2 separate regions of the Homo sapiens genome follow, and region 1 is linked to region 2. A link is a contact called in ENCODE Hi-C or POLR2A ChIA-PET data. All regions are on one chromosome and are shown on one strand. Each heading gives the region's core, a stretch centred on a gene start or an enhancer-like site at or near the end of the contact. The rest is flanking DNA. Distances are from core to core; before and after follow the strand shown.

Region 1 (6,775 bases), core at 304-2,803, 600 kb before region 2:
AGGCAGGAGAATCGCTGAACCCAGGAGGTGGAGGTTGCAGTGAGCCGAAATAATGCCACTGCACTCTCCCCTGGGCGACAGAGCGAGACTTCGTCTCAAAAAAAAAAAAAAATGTCTAAGGAAAATGCTAATTTATCTGAGAGAAAAGAGGTAAGAGACCTATAAGAAGTCTTAAAACATTCATGGATGAAGTCAGTAGGATCCCGAATAGAGCTGAACAAAAGGAAAGCTGTCACTAGAGTTCATTACTACAGAACATTTTTCTGTAAATCCAACAAGACCAAGGATTACTTATTCTCCTTTCACTAAACTTATTACCGCTACTAGTGGCAGCTTCTCCTGCCTGATAAAACTGACCTTTATCCCCTACTCATAAATACACCTACTCTTGACTAATAAATTACATAAACATATCCTGTTCATTCAGAAACTCCATGAATATTTGTATGCTGCTGTGTTTTCCCAGTAATGTGTTTTCAGTGGAAAACTAGCAGGCAAACCATATATCTACGAATTCTGTTCACAAAATTGGGCTTAACACTGCTCACATGCAGGTGTTTCACAAGTGCTTTCTTGTGAAATAGATGGTTGGTAAAGAGAGCCTTAACAATGATTGTGAACACACTGGTACAAAAGTATAATGATGGCCAAATCAGAGAATGCTTGGGAGTGTCATCCGTTTTTACAATTTTAAGGACAACCTCTAGAAAACAGGATAACACTACATCAAATTGACTTACATCTTACTCTATTTACTCCTATGGATAACTCCTCAACGCCTCTTTAGTAAGCCTACTCGTTGCAGCTCACACACTCAGCCCACATTCCAGCGTCCTTTCGCCCCATCCAGAACCCCTGACTATCTCTTGCACCAATTTTTCATTCTTCTACACCCCCATTTCCAATACAACCCCAGGCCACCACTTCCATTTCTCCACTCCCCATTTCTCGGCCTCCCCAGACCTCCCACTCCTCCCCGCGAACTACTCAGACCCCACCCCTCCAAAGCTCCAGCCCGGGTCCTCCCGCCGAAGATCCCCTCCCCCACGGCTTCCATTCAGGTTCACCCTCCCGGATCCCAACCCGCCCTACCTGCTCCTTGCCCTCGGGCCCCGCGGGGCCCGTCCGCTCCTCCAGCCGCTGCCTCCCGGGCGGCGCTCGCCGGCGCGGCGGCAAAGACTGAGACAGCTCCGCTGCCCGCTGAACTCCATCCTCCCGGCGGTCGGGCGGCGGCGGCTGCGGTCGGTCGCGGCAGCGGCTCCGCTTCATATCTGCAGCTGGGGCCCGCGGGCGTCAGCGCCGCGACTGTCCCGGCTCCGCACTGCCCCGGGCCGCAGCGCAGCCGCGCCAACCACCACCCGCGGCCACCATGGCCGGACGGGCTCCCTAAGCCACCGACCCCAGCCCGCGGCGCCTTCGAGCCTTCTGGGGCCTCCGGCGCCGCGACCTCCTCTGCGCTCCTCACGGAAGAGACAGCATCGCTGACGCCTCGCCTTCTCCCACCCAGCACACGTTGGGCAGGCCACCCGCCGCCGGCTCAGCCGCCTGCCTACAGCCAGCCTTCGGCCGGCCCCGCCCCTCACGCGCGCGCACCGGGAGCCCGCCCGCCACCTCCGGCCGCGCGCCGCCTCCCGCGCACGCGCCAGCGAACGGTCGCAAAGGACCCGCCCGTGGCCCTGGCGCGCAGTCGGAGGACCAGAAGCGAGCGGGGCTCTCGGCGCGCCGTCAGCGGCTGCGGACTCCCATTGAATCTTTCATTCATCCATTCATGAAACTGCTGGGCCAAGCTCAGTGCTGGGGACCCAAAAATGAGTTCGAGTCGATCGGTGTCCTCAAAGAACTAGGGAGAGAGGGGCCGGGAGCAGGAAGGAGACAGAATAACACAACTAATGAATAGAAGGCTAATGCATGCTTTTTTATTTAGTGCCTGCCAACTCTCACCTAATTCTCACATCACACTTAGGAGGCAAATCTGCGCATTCTCATATTACAGATAAAGAGACTGAGGCGAAGTGAAATGCACCAGGTCACCCAGCAAATCAGTGATCAAACTAGACGGAATTCTGGCTCTTCTGTCCCTTTCCACCGTGTTTGCTCTTTCCGGACAGTAAGACAGTGTGGAAACGCCTATAAAAGTGGAAAAAGTGATGGATTCCTTCTGGGAGGAGGAGAGGACAAAAAAGGCATACAATGAAGTCATCGTGTAGAGCCCAGCCCAGTCTGCTGTGGCCTGGGTAGCCTGACCTGCTGCCTGCAGTGACTCATCTGCTCAGCAACATGTGGTGGTAGCTCAGCTCTGGCCTCCCTCTGGCTTCAGCTGGTCTGCCACATGTTGTGTTTTTCCTCTTTTGACCTAGAAGCCTTGCTTAAAGCCTTCACCCATTTGTCCTGGGCCTCTTCCCTGACCCCTTTCTGAGTAATAAAAATAGCCAACACTATGGAGTGCCCACTGCATACCACACACTGTGCATTCAATTCAGACATACACAAACAAGAAGTAAGTTGTATTTCCATTTTACAGTTGAGGAAATAGGCTCAAATTACATAATATGCTCAACATCACACAGCTTATAAGTCCAGAGCCAGGACTCAAACCCAGGTCTGCCAGATCCGGACAGAAAGACAGTGCGGAAACACCTATAAAAGTGGAAAAAGTGATGGATTCCTTCTGGGAGGCCGGGAGGATGCACATAACCAATGTGCTCTACGGCCTGTCACCAGCCTGCTCCTCTATTCCCTGTCCCAGTTCCTTACCACCCATCCAGTTGCCTCAACCAGAAACCTGGAAATCATCCTGGACTCCTTCCTTGTCCTTTCCTCACATCCAATAAATGAACAAGTCTTATTGCCTCTATAACCTCACTATTTCTCCAATCTGCCTCCTCTTTCCGTCCCATTGGCACCACCTCAAGTTTCATCTTCCCTCACCTACTTGACTGAGAAAGCCTTCAACGGGTTCACTTATGCCAGTCTCATTGTCTTTAAACTCATCCTTCAAAAAGCCCTCACAAGACTCTTCCTATATGTTACTTGCTTGCTTAAAACAATTAAATGGACCGGGTGCAGTGGCTCACGCCTATAATCCCAGCACTTTGGGAGGCCAAGGCGGGCAGATCATGAATTCAGGAGATCGAGACCATCCTGGCTAACACAGTGAAACCCCGTCTCTACTAAAAATACAAAAAAATTAGCCAGGCGTGGTGGTGGGTGCCTGTAGTCCCAGCTACTCAGGAGGCTGAGAACTGCATGAACCTGGGAGACAGAGCTTGCAGTGAGCCAAGATCGTGCCACCGCACTCCAGCCTGGGTGACAGAGCAAGACTCCGTCTCAAAAAAAAAAAAAAAAAAAAAAAACAGTTAAATGAGGCCGGGCACGGTGGCTCACTCCTGTAATCCCAGCACTTTGGGAGGCCAAGGCAGGTGGATAACGAGGTCAGGAGATCAAGACCATCCTGGCCAACACGGTGAAACCCTGTCTCTGCTAAAAATACAAAAAATTAGCTGGGCGTGATGGCGGGCGCCTGTAGTCCCAGCTACTCGGGAGGCTGAGGCAGGAGAATGGCGTGAACCCGGGAGGCGGAGCTGGCAGTGAGCCAAGATCGCACCACTGAACTCCAGCCTGGGCGACAGAGCGAGATTCCATCTCAAAAAAAAAAGCAATTAAATGAATCTCAAGATGAAGTGTAAACTTACTATGGCTGGCAAGGCCATCCAAATCTGGCCTCTACCTCCCTCTCCTTCTCCCATTAATCCATGTGGTGACAACTAATTATAATTATTCCAGCTACATGTACAGGGTCTGTCACATCCTTAGTTACAAATAACAAACAACTCTGACTATCTTAAGCCTAAGGGGTAATTTCTTAGAAGGCTACATAGAATGGATCACAGAGCTGAACAGAGATAGGAGAAAAAGGCTTACGTAGCTGGCAGGAAACAAGGAGCCCCCACAGACTGAACCTTAGGGACAATCTCAGGACACTGCTGTCACAACCACCAGGCAATGAGCTGCGCTGCTACTGTGCACCCCTGCAAAGTAATTCTAACCCTCTCTTCATAGTTGTATCATCATTACAGATCAACAGTCTCTGGCAGGAGAACCCACTGACTCAGCCTTGGTAACTTAAGGACCAGAACCCATTCTACCTTCTCACCTTCCATACTGGTACTGCGAGAGTTATTGGGCAGATAGACTCTAAGCTAGTCCTCCTGCTCTACCTGCTTCCCAGTATTTTACACGTTTATGTAATCCCTTCCCATGAATGGAGATGAGGACTGTGACTTGTTTCCAACCAATAGAATACAAAAAAAGTAACAGGATATCATTTCCTTGATTATGTTACATTATATAAGACTCTATCTTGCTAGAAGACTCACTCTTGCACTCCTAATGGCCTTGACAAAGCAAGCTGTCATTCTCTGAACTGCCTATGGAGAGGTCCATGTGGCAGTAAACTCCAGGCAACCTCTAGGACAGCCTCCGGCCCAACAGCACCAAAACAAAACAAAAAACTCTGTAGGTCCAATCCTACAAGCAGGAGGAAATGAGTTCTCCTAACAGTGAGACTGAGCTTGGAAACAGGCCCTTCTCCAGTTGAGCACCCAGATGGGAACACAGCCCACACAACTTGGTGGAAGCCTGATGAGACCCTGAAGCAAAGAACCGAGCTAACACAAATCTAGACAGAAACTGTGAGATAATAAATGCATGTTATGTTAAGCTTCTAAGCTTGTGGTAATTATATATTTGTATTACATGTTAATACAAAACTAATACAGCCAGATACTTTCTCAGCCTCCCATCAGCCAGAAATGGCAATGTGACACAATGTGGCCCACATCCACTTTTTTTTTCTTTTTTTTTTTTTGTGATGGAGTCTTACTCTGTCACCCAGGCTGGAAGTGCAATGGCTCAATCTCCACTTACCACAACCTCCGCCTCCCAGGTTCAAGTGATTCTCCTGCTTCAGCCTCCAAGTAGCTAAGATTACTGGCGCATGCCACTGCACCCGCCTAATTTTTGTATTTTTAGTAGAGACGGGTTTCTCCATGTTGGCCAGGCTGGTCTTGAACTCCTGACTTCAGGTGATCTGCCCACCTCGGCCTCCTAACGTGCTGGGATTACAGGCGTGAGCCACCACGCCCGGCCCCACATCCACTTTTATACTTGTCTTCACCAGCTCAATAAGTGACAAGTCAATTTTTTTTTTCAGTTGCTCAGGCCAAAACCTCGGAGTGATCCCTGAGTTCTCTCTTTCTCACATACTTCATATCCACTCCACTGGCAAATCCTGTGCAAATTAGTAGGATATTATAATTAGCTGAGGGAGAGGTGTTAGTGACTAGTACTGAGACAATGATAACGGGGACGGACGAACACAGGTGGACTTTAGAGAGATCCAGAAAGTAGAAACCACAGGACCTGTTAACTGCATCAAAGGTGCAGAGAGAAAGAAAAAGCCCTAAGAATGATTTCCAAGTTTCTGGCTTGGACAACTGAGGTAGGGAACAGAAGAGGGAAAAAAAGTGTGAAACAGATTATGGTCAATTCCATTTTAGATGTGTTTGCTCTGAAGTGCCAGTGAGATATCCAAGTGAAGATGTCTAGTAAGCTACTGGTTACACCAGTGTAGAGCTCAGAACTGAGGGCCACCCATAGTTAGATGTTTAACCGATATGAACAATACCATACTCTTAGAATATAAATGTGATCACATTACTTTTCCTTATTCTAGTTAGGCCCCTTATGTCATATTATTAGGAAGCCTAGTATCTCCTCCTTAATTATCTAAGAACTCCAAAATTGTTTTATATTCTAAAAGTTAAGTATGGGCTGGGCACCGTGGCTCACACCTGTAATCCAGAACTTTAGGAGGCCAAGGTGGGATGATCACTTGAGCCCAAGATTTTTTTTAAAATTATTATTATTATTATACTTTAAGTTTTAGGGTACATGTGCACAATGTGCAGGTTAGTTACATATGTATACATGTGCCATGCTGGTGTGCTGCACCCATTAACTCGTCATTTAGCATTAGGTATATCTCCTAATGCTATCCCTTCCCCCTCCCCCCTGAGCTCAAGATTTTTGAGACCAGCCTAGGTGACATGGCAAAACCCCATCTCTACAAAAAATACAAAAACTAGCTGGGCATGGTGGCACATGCCTGTAGTCCCAGCTACTCAGGAGGCTGAAGTGGGAGGATCACTTGAGCGTGGGAGATGGAGGTTGTAGTCAGCCAAGATCACACAACTGCACTCCAGCTTGGGTGACAGAATGCGACCCTGTCTCAAAAAAAAAAAGGTAAGTATAGCAGTTATCTATTGTCATATAACAAACTGTCTCAAAACTTGTGGCTTAAAACAACAACCATTTATTTAGCTGACATTTTTGTGAGCCAACTGGGCAGTTCTTATGGTCTGGTCCAGTTTATCTAATCACTGCTAGGCTTGCTTATGCATCTGCAGTCGGCTGAGGGCTGGCTGGCTGGTGGCTAAGTCATCTAAAATGGCTTCTGTCACACATATGGCAATTGGCAGGCCATTGGCCATGGCAGTGGGAATGACTAACCCATATAGCTCTCACCATCCTTCAGGCTTACTTGGACTTCTTCACATGACAGCAGTGGTAGGGGGTCCTGTGAGGAGGAAGAGACAGCGAGCCGCAATGTGAAAGCACTTTTCAAATCTCTGTTGATGCCACATTAGCAACTGTGTCATTGCCAAAGCAAGTCAGTGTGGCCAGGGACTAAAGTTACATGGCAAGGGGGAATAGA
Region 2 (6,599 bases), core at 781-3,280:
GCCCTTACATGGAAATGGTTCCTGCCCTTCCACAGCTCATAGTCTAGTTAGGGGGACAGGCATTAAAGGAATATTCGTTCTCCCAAAAAACTCTGATAAATTATAGGAAAGAAAATAGTGTGTGTTATGGAAGCCTGTAAATGTGGTACCAGATTCAAGGTGGAGTAGGGATTATGCTATTTTGCAGTAATCTATTTATAGTTATTTACAGATATAAATCCATTTACCAATATAAACAGATTTCTTTTTCTTTCTTTTTTTGTTTTTTTAGAGAGGGTCTTGCTCTGTTGCCTGGGCTAGAGTGCAGTGGCATGATCATAGCTTACTGTAACCTTGAACTCCTGGGCTCAATCAATCCTCCTACATCAGCCTTCAGGGTAGCTAGGACTACAGGGTGTAGGCCACTAATCCCTGCTATTTTTTATTTCTTGTGTAGAGATGGGGTCTCCAGTCTGCTCTGTTGCCCAGGCTGGTCTAGAACTCCTGGCCTCAAGGGATCCTCCACTTTGGCCTCCCAAAGCCTTGGGATTACAGGCATGCGCCACTGCATCTGGCCTAAACAGATACTTATTGAGTACCTACTACACTGAATAAGCAAACAATTTGAATTACTTCTAATTCCAGCCAGCCTGGGCAACATAGGGAGACCGCCCCTCTACAAAAATTTAGAATTAGCTGGGTGTGGTGCTGTGCATCTGTTGTCCTAGTTATTCTGGAGGCTGAGATGGAAGGATAGTTTGAGTCCAAGAGTTTGAGGTTGCAGTGATCACCCCACTGCACTCCGGGCTGGACATCAGAGTGAGATCCTGTCTCTAAAAAAACTTTTTTTAAAGTGAATTATTTCTAATTCTTACAACATTTATGTGTAGAAGCATTATTACTAGCTCCCTTTTGCAAATGATTTAATAGAATCATGAATAGCATCACACACAGCAAGTGTGATTCACACCCAATTCTGCCTGTGCTCTTTAATTCTGAGATTACAGCAAAACCAAACTGTGGCTCCAGCCTGTCTCCAATCATTTACTCTCTTCTTACTCTTATTTTATCCTACACTCTAAATCTCTCTTACTTTGAAGGGCAAACTCAACTATAGAAACTCTTTTAATACAGTTCTTGGAACGTTTTAAAGTTGTAGAGATTAGTTTGTCAGCAAATTCTGAAATAATCTGAGCTTTCTTGATCGAGCAAGAAACAGTAACTTACAATTGCGTGTTGTTTATGGAGTTAGTGATGAAGCTGCCATTCTTGAGCACCCACTATGTGCCAGGCAGAGGATAAATTATAGTGAAGGAAATAGACATGATTCTCACTCTCATGGAGTTGACAGTCAGACATTAAACAAATATATAAAAATACAACTATGTAAAGGTGTAGAAGACTGAGCCAAGTGAGGAAAACATGAAAGACCTAATTCAGATTGGAGGTAGGGGATCAGAGAATTCTACCAAAAAACACGCAAAAGTGTTTTGTATTCTAGGATGCAAGGTGCTAAACCCTCCAAAAGACCCCACCAGGATGCAACCCCCGTGGCGATAAGATCTTGATGCCCCATTGTCAAGGGGTGGTGCGACTTTGTCCCACTCTGGGGTGGGGTGACCGCCGGCTTTATCCTACATTGTTGTGGCGTGAGGTGAGTTTTCATCATCCGAACTTTCTGATGTTTTCCCCTAGTGTCTTCTTTCCCAGCGTCTTTCTGCCAGATCTTCCGCTCTGCTGTGACAACCTCCTGTCACATCAGTACCGTTGGAGCTGGATTGTTTTTTTCTCCTTGTACCCCGCGAGCCTATAACTTCACGGAGGCGGCTCCTTGGATGGCTTATGGCCCCGCCATTTCATTCAGTCACACAGTCCATTCCTGTCTGGCCGGCGGCAGGTGGGTTGGAGGTGCGCGGGCGGGCGGGCGGGCGTGCGAGAGCGTCCGGCGCTCCTCTCCCCTCCGCGGTCGCCGGATCCGCGAGAGCGCTCGGCTCGCGTTCTAGGCTGTTTGCGCCTGGAGCGCGCCGCGGGCCCGCGCTCGCTCCCGCCTGTCTTCGCGTCCGCGGCGGCCAGGACACCGCGCGCCGCCTCACGCTACCCTGCAGGCCGCCCGCGTCTGCCCTCGCGGCGCGCTCCCGGGCCCGGCCGCGGTTCCCCACTCGGGCCGGCTGGCTCGCGGGTTCTCTCGCCCCGCCCCCCTCGGCGCCACCGCTGGGCGCTTGCGCGGGGCGCGTGGCCGTGGCCAGGGTCTCCGCCGCAGCCCGAGCAGCCGCCGCCGCCTCAGTCAGTCAGTCAGTCCCCAGCAATGGCGGACGGAGGTGAGCGAGAGGAGCTGCTCTCGCCGTCACCGGTCTCTCCGGCTAAGCGGCAGTGTTCGTGGCCCAGCCCGCAGGCTCATCACCCTCGCGGTTCGCCTGGGGCAGCCGGCGGAGGGGCAGGGGGCGTCGGCAGCAGCTGCCTGGTCCTCGGGGCCCGCCCCCACCTGCAGCCGGATTCCTTACTGGACTGCGCCGCCAAGACGGTGGCGGAAAAGTGGGCATACGAACGGGTGGAGGAGCGCTTCGAGCGGATCCCGGAGCCCGTGCAGCGCCGCATCGTCTACTGGTCCTTCCCGCGGAATGAGCGGGAGATCTGCATGTACTCCAGCTTCCAGTACCGGGGCGGCCCCGGCGCCGGCGCTGCTGGCGGCGCCGCGGGGGCTTCGCCGGCCGAGGAGGGGCCGCAGCCACCCCCCGGGGCCGCCGCTCCGGCCGGCTCCGCCCCCGGGGGCGTCGCGGCTGGGGCATCCCCCGGGCTGGGCGCAGGGGCCGGCGCGGCCGGCTGCGGTGGCGAGGGGCTCCCGTTCCGCCGGGGCATCCGTCTGCTGGACAGCGGCTCCGTGGAGAACGTGCTGCAAGTCGGTATGTGCTCGTCCAGGCGTTCTCGGGTCCTCAGCCTCCTCTTCCGCGGGTGCCTCTTCTCGGCCCGAGCCCTGGGGCCGAGACCCCGGCCTTCTGCCCAACTCCTGTACCCCTGCCGAAGGACGAACAAGTCACAAAAACTTTTTTCAACCTTTCACTCAGGTCCACCACTGCTCTTTCCTCCACTGACCCTCTACCCCAATTTCTTTTTGTTTGAAGAGTGAATAGATCTCTCTTCTTCACTCTTTCTATTCCCCACACCAAGGCAAAGAGAATGGGGAGGTATGACTTTTTGGATGTAATAATTTCAGAAATGTGTTGTCCTAATTTAAGTTTGGAGAGGAGAGGATTGTTAGTAAATCTGGAACAAGCGGTTTTAGAGGGAGCGTTTGAGGGACAGACTGTCAGAGGCAATCTATAGCCCTAGCCGATTGAGTCTCGATGAAATTAACACTGGGAAAAAAGCCCCAACAAAATACTGCATGTTTCAGACAGTTTTAATTGTCTGCGTTAGGATTTTTCCCCTGGACCGGTGATGCTTGGGAATCTAGGCTGCGGACTAACAATAACCGAAGATGGAAATGTGACAGCTTCTCCTCCACACCCCCACCCAAGGAAAAAAAAAAAAAAAGCCATACAATCTGGAGTGGGGGTGGGGTCTCTCTTCCTTGTCAGACTGGGGTAAATCAAAAGCTGGTCACGCTGGGTTTTTCAAAAGCTTCTCATTTAACAAGTCCTATTTGCTTTTATCTTTTTGTTATGGAAAAATATATTATACAAATGATTTCTTCCTTTACTCCTCCGGAGCTTCTAGTCAGTTTGTTAATCTTATTAAATATATAAATACAGTGCTTCTGATTTGTGGAATGGTTAAGGAGAAGGATAAAAAAATGATTAACATTGACTTTGCTATGTGGAAAATTAAAACACGAATTTTTTTCTATTTGGATTATTATGGCATTCTGGAAGTACATATCTTTATGCGTTTTATTGTACACTATATGCTCGTATTAATTGAAGAAAATACTGATTTTTGAAAGGAGTTGAAGGGAGGTTGTTTTTAGAATTAAACAAGCACAGAAAGACACAAACCCCAGACATCTAGCTCTCCAGGTAAAACCTGGAGAAAACATTTGAAAAATGTTTTTCTTTGAATCGTGCTGTTTCATATAAAGTAATCTGCTTCTGGTTATTGAGAATCATTGATTCCTGTGTTTCTAACCAAAACAACAGCATACCACAACTTGTTTTGCAAATGTGAAATGTAAATTTATCCTGTGCCAGAATATAGTGACAGTGGCTTGAGCAAGTTTTGTTTATTTGAAAGAGGTTAGTCCTTTATTTGTGTATATTTTTGAAAGAGTGACTTGAATAAATATGTAATTAAGGTGTACAGCTTTAATACTGAAACACTGAAAACATGAAAATAAATACAATCATTTTCCTATTAGTCTGTAAATTTTAATTTTTCTGAGTTTCGATCATTTATTTAACTTTTAAGATTCTTGTTTCAAATATTTTAAATGGAAAAGGATCAATTTAAGTGGTCATTTTATAGTAAGAGATGGATGAGGAAGAATTTTCAAACTTGAGGGAACAAATAAAAGAGAGGAAGAGTTTTAAAGAGGTGTCTATTTTTAAAGTAACTAAAGTGTCACTTTCCAAATGAAATAGGATATTTTGGGTAATCTAGATCATGTTTAAATCAGATATTTCCCCTTTATAATATGAAAGTTAATGTGGTTCTGGAGTTATAGGCTCTCTTATGGTAGTTTCAGAAGACACATATAAACAAACATGTTTTCTGATTGACTTGAGAAAAGACACATATAAACAAACATGTTTTCTGATTGACTTTGGATTTCAAAGACGAAGACCGGTGAATAAATTTATCACTTTAAGTTTATGCTACTTGAGAACCACGAGCTGTGTAATTTTTATTATTCTGACCTTAATTTAGGTTAATAAGTATAGGAGAGAAGGATAGCCTGTTCTGCATCTTTTTGAGTTCTGTATTTTGGTATGAACCACCTTTAATAGAGACTCATCCCCCATCTCCTAAACTTAAAGTTATAAGTAAATGACTTAATCTAGAGAGTAGGCTTTCTAAAAGTATTGCCAAGAGATGAGTAAGGAAGTGATTCGTATATACCAAGATAGTAATCGTGTTTTTCAGTTTATAACTGCACTTCAAACTCAATTAATTACTAAGTGATGCTAATTAAGAATTCTACATATTTCCTTACTGTTTCTAAACGATAGAACCTCAGATTTGGGAAGTTACTGAAGGCCGATGCTTTAGGAAGAACAGAAAGTTGGGGTATTTCTGTGACAACATCTTTTTAAGAAAAAGAGTCATAAGGGAATTTAATGAAAAAGGGAATTTAAATGAAAAAAGAAAGCACAAACAAAAAAGCCTTCAAGGCAAATAAATTAAAAACAAACAAAAACTTGTGGAAAGAGTAGGTAGATTAAATTCTGTAATTTCTAATTACTTTCCACACAAAATCTGGTAATGGGAAGTCATGAATTCTGGTTAAAAATTGGATACTTCAGATTTTAAATCAAAACTAAAACTTTTCCAGCTATGCTCAAAGGATACATTTCTTTTATGTAAGTACTGCATCAGAAGTAGTATTCCTTTTAAAAGGGGAAAATTGCAAATTAGTCTCTTCAGGGATGTCTGTAAGTTTAAAGCTATGTCAATAGACTTACAGTCTGATCTCAGTATTGTAAAGGTTAGAGTATGAACTCTATTGAAAACATATGAATGTTTTCAGCATCTGCATTTTTAACTTGTTTCAGAAGCCCATGGATATAGTAGTAGTATAAACTTTGGGAAAATACTTATTCAGGAGTCTGCAGATGGCATAAGAATAAGACACCTATAATTTACTAACGGTTTTAACATTTTGACCCTTTTGCTATCCACTGTATTTTAAATTGATTTCTTTGTATTTGGTAAAACTTAAAGAAGCTTTGCTTTTTCTCAGGAAAATCTGAATTGATTGAAGGAAAAAAAATTAACAGTTTTTCTCACTTAAACACAGAAATGTTATATTTACTTGGATATTTAGTTTTAAAAATTGGCTAAAGGCATGCAGGGGCCTTCTGCGCCTGGTACATCTTAGTTATGTACGTATTTATCCAGAAATTTTAAGTAGATTTTGACAGGTGACTTCAACAAAACCCCATAGTTTTAGTCTACACATTTTTTAATAAGTACATGATTTGTTCTTGAAGTCTTCAAGACTAGAACCAGAATGCTAAGTATTACCTTATGTGGAAGAGGTACAATTACAAAGTCAATAATGGAAATATAAAAAGTGGCCCATTTCAGGAAGTTATCTATAACTTAAACATCAAGTAGTAAGTTTAAAATTGTGTACACTTGTATATCATCAATAAACAGGTCTGTGAAATTTTTCTGTAGTATAACTTTTATGAAATTTATCAGTAACAAGTATTACAGTTTGTTGATTTTTATATGTAATTTGTTTTAATCTATATTGTTTGGGGGAACAAAAGATATCTACATTGAAAAAACTGTGGCATATGTGAGTTAGAATGAATAAAATTATAATAAAATTTCATGTGGAGAAAAATAACTTTATTGATATTTAAGGTATTCCATCACAGAAGGCAGCTGCATTCCTTTAAGCGGGTGTGCTTTTTAGCATAGAAATTTTTCAAGTTTTAAATCACATTATCTTTTTTTTT

The links. Hi-C counts contacts between places; a loop is a spot of excess contacts on that map. ChIA-PET counts read pairs that join two places held with the same protein, here RNA polymerase II (POLR2A). Pooled maps may share reads with other maps.
Region 1: a loop to region 2 is called in a map of CD4-positive, alpha-beta T cell, with 4 times the contacts of the local background. The contact joins the promoter of MAST2 here to the promoter of ZSWIM5 in region 2. A Hi-C loop is called at or near these places in 2 of 168 maps with a recorded cell type or tissue (CD4-positive, alpha-beta T cell and CD4-positive, alpha-beta memory T cell) and 8 of 50 pooled maps. POLR2A ChIA-PET finds 5 or more read pairs at or near these places in 4 of 52 experiments (H1, WTC11, activated B cell and 1 more).

The regions. Positions count from the first base shown.
Region 1 is chr1:45,798,390-45,805,164 of GRCh38, reverse strand. It overlaps MAST2 (microtubule associated serine/threonine kinase 2), which reads right to left and starts at 1,553. Exons shown (of 29, transcript NM_015112.3): 1 at 1,093-1,553. The coding sequence starts at 1,269. RefSeq lists a silencer at 1,286-1,725.
Region 2 is chr1:45,202,036-45,208,634 of GRCh38, reverse strand. It overlaps ZSWIM5 (zinc finger SWIM-type containing 5), which reads left to right and starts at 2,030. Exons shown (of 14, transcript NM_020883.2): 1 at 2,030-2,879. The coding sequence starts at 2,285. RefSeq lists silencers at 1,804-2,223, 2,424-2,583, 4,552-4,752 and enhancers at 1,652-2,551, 2,552-3,452.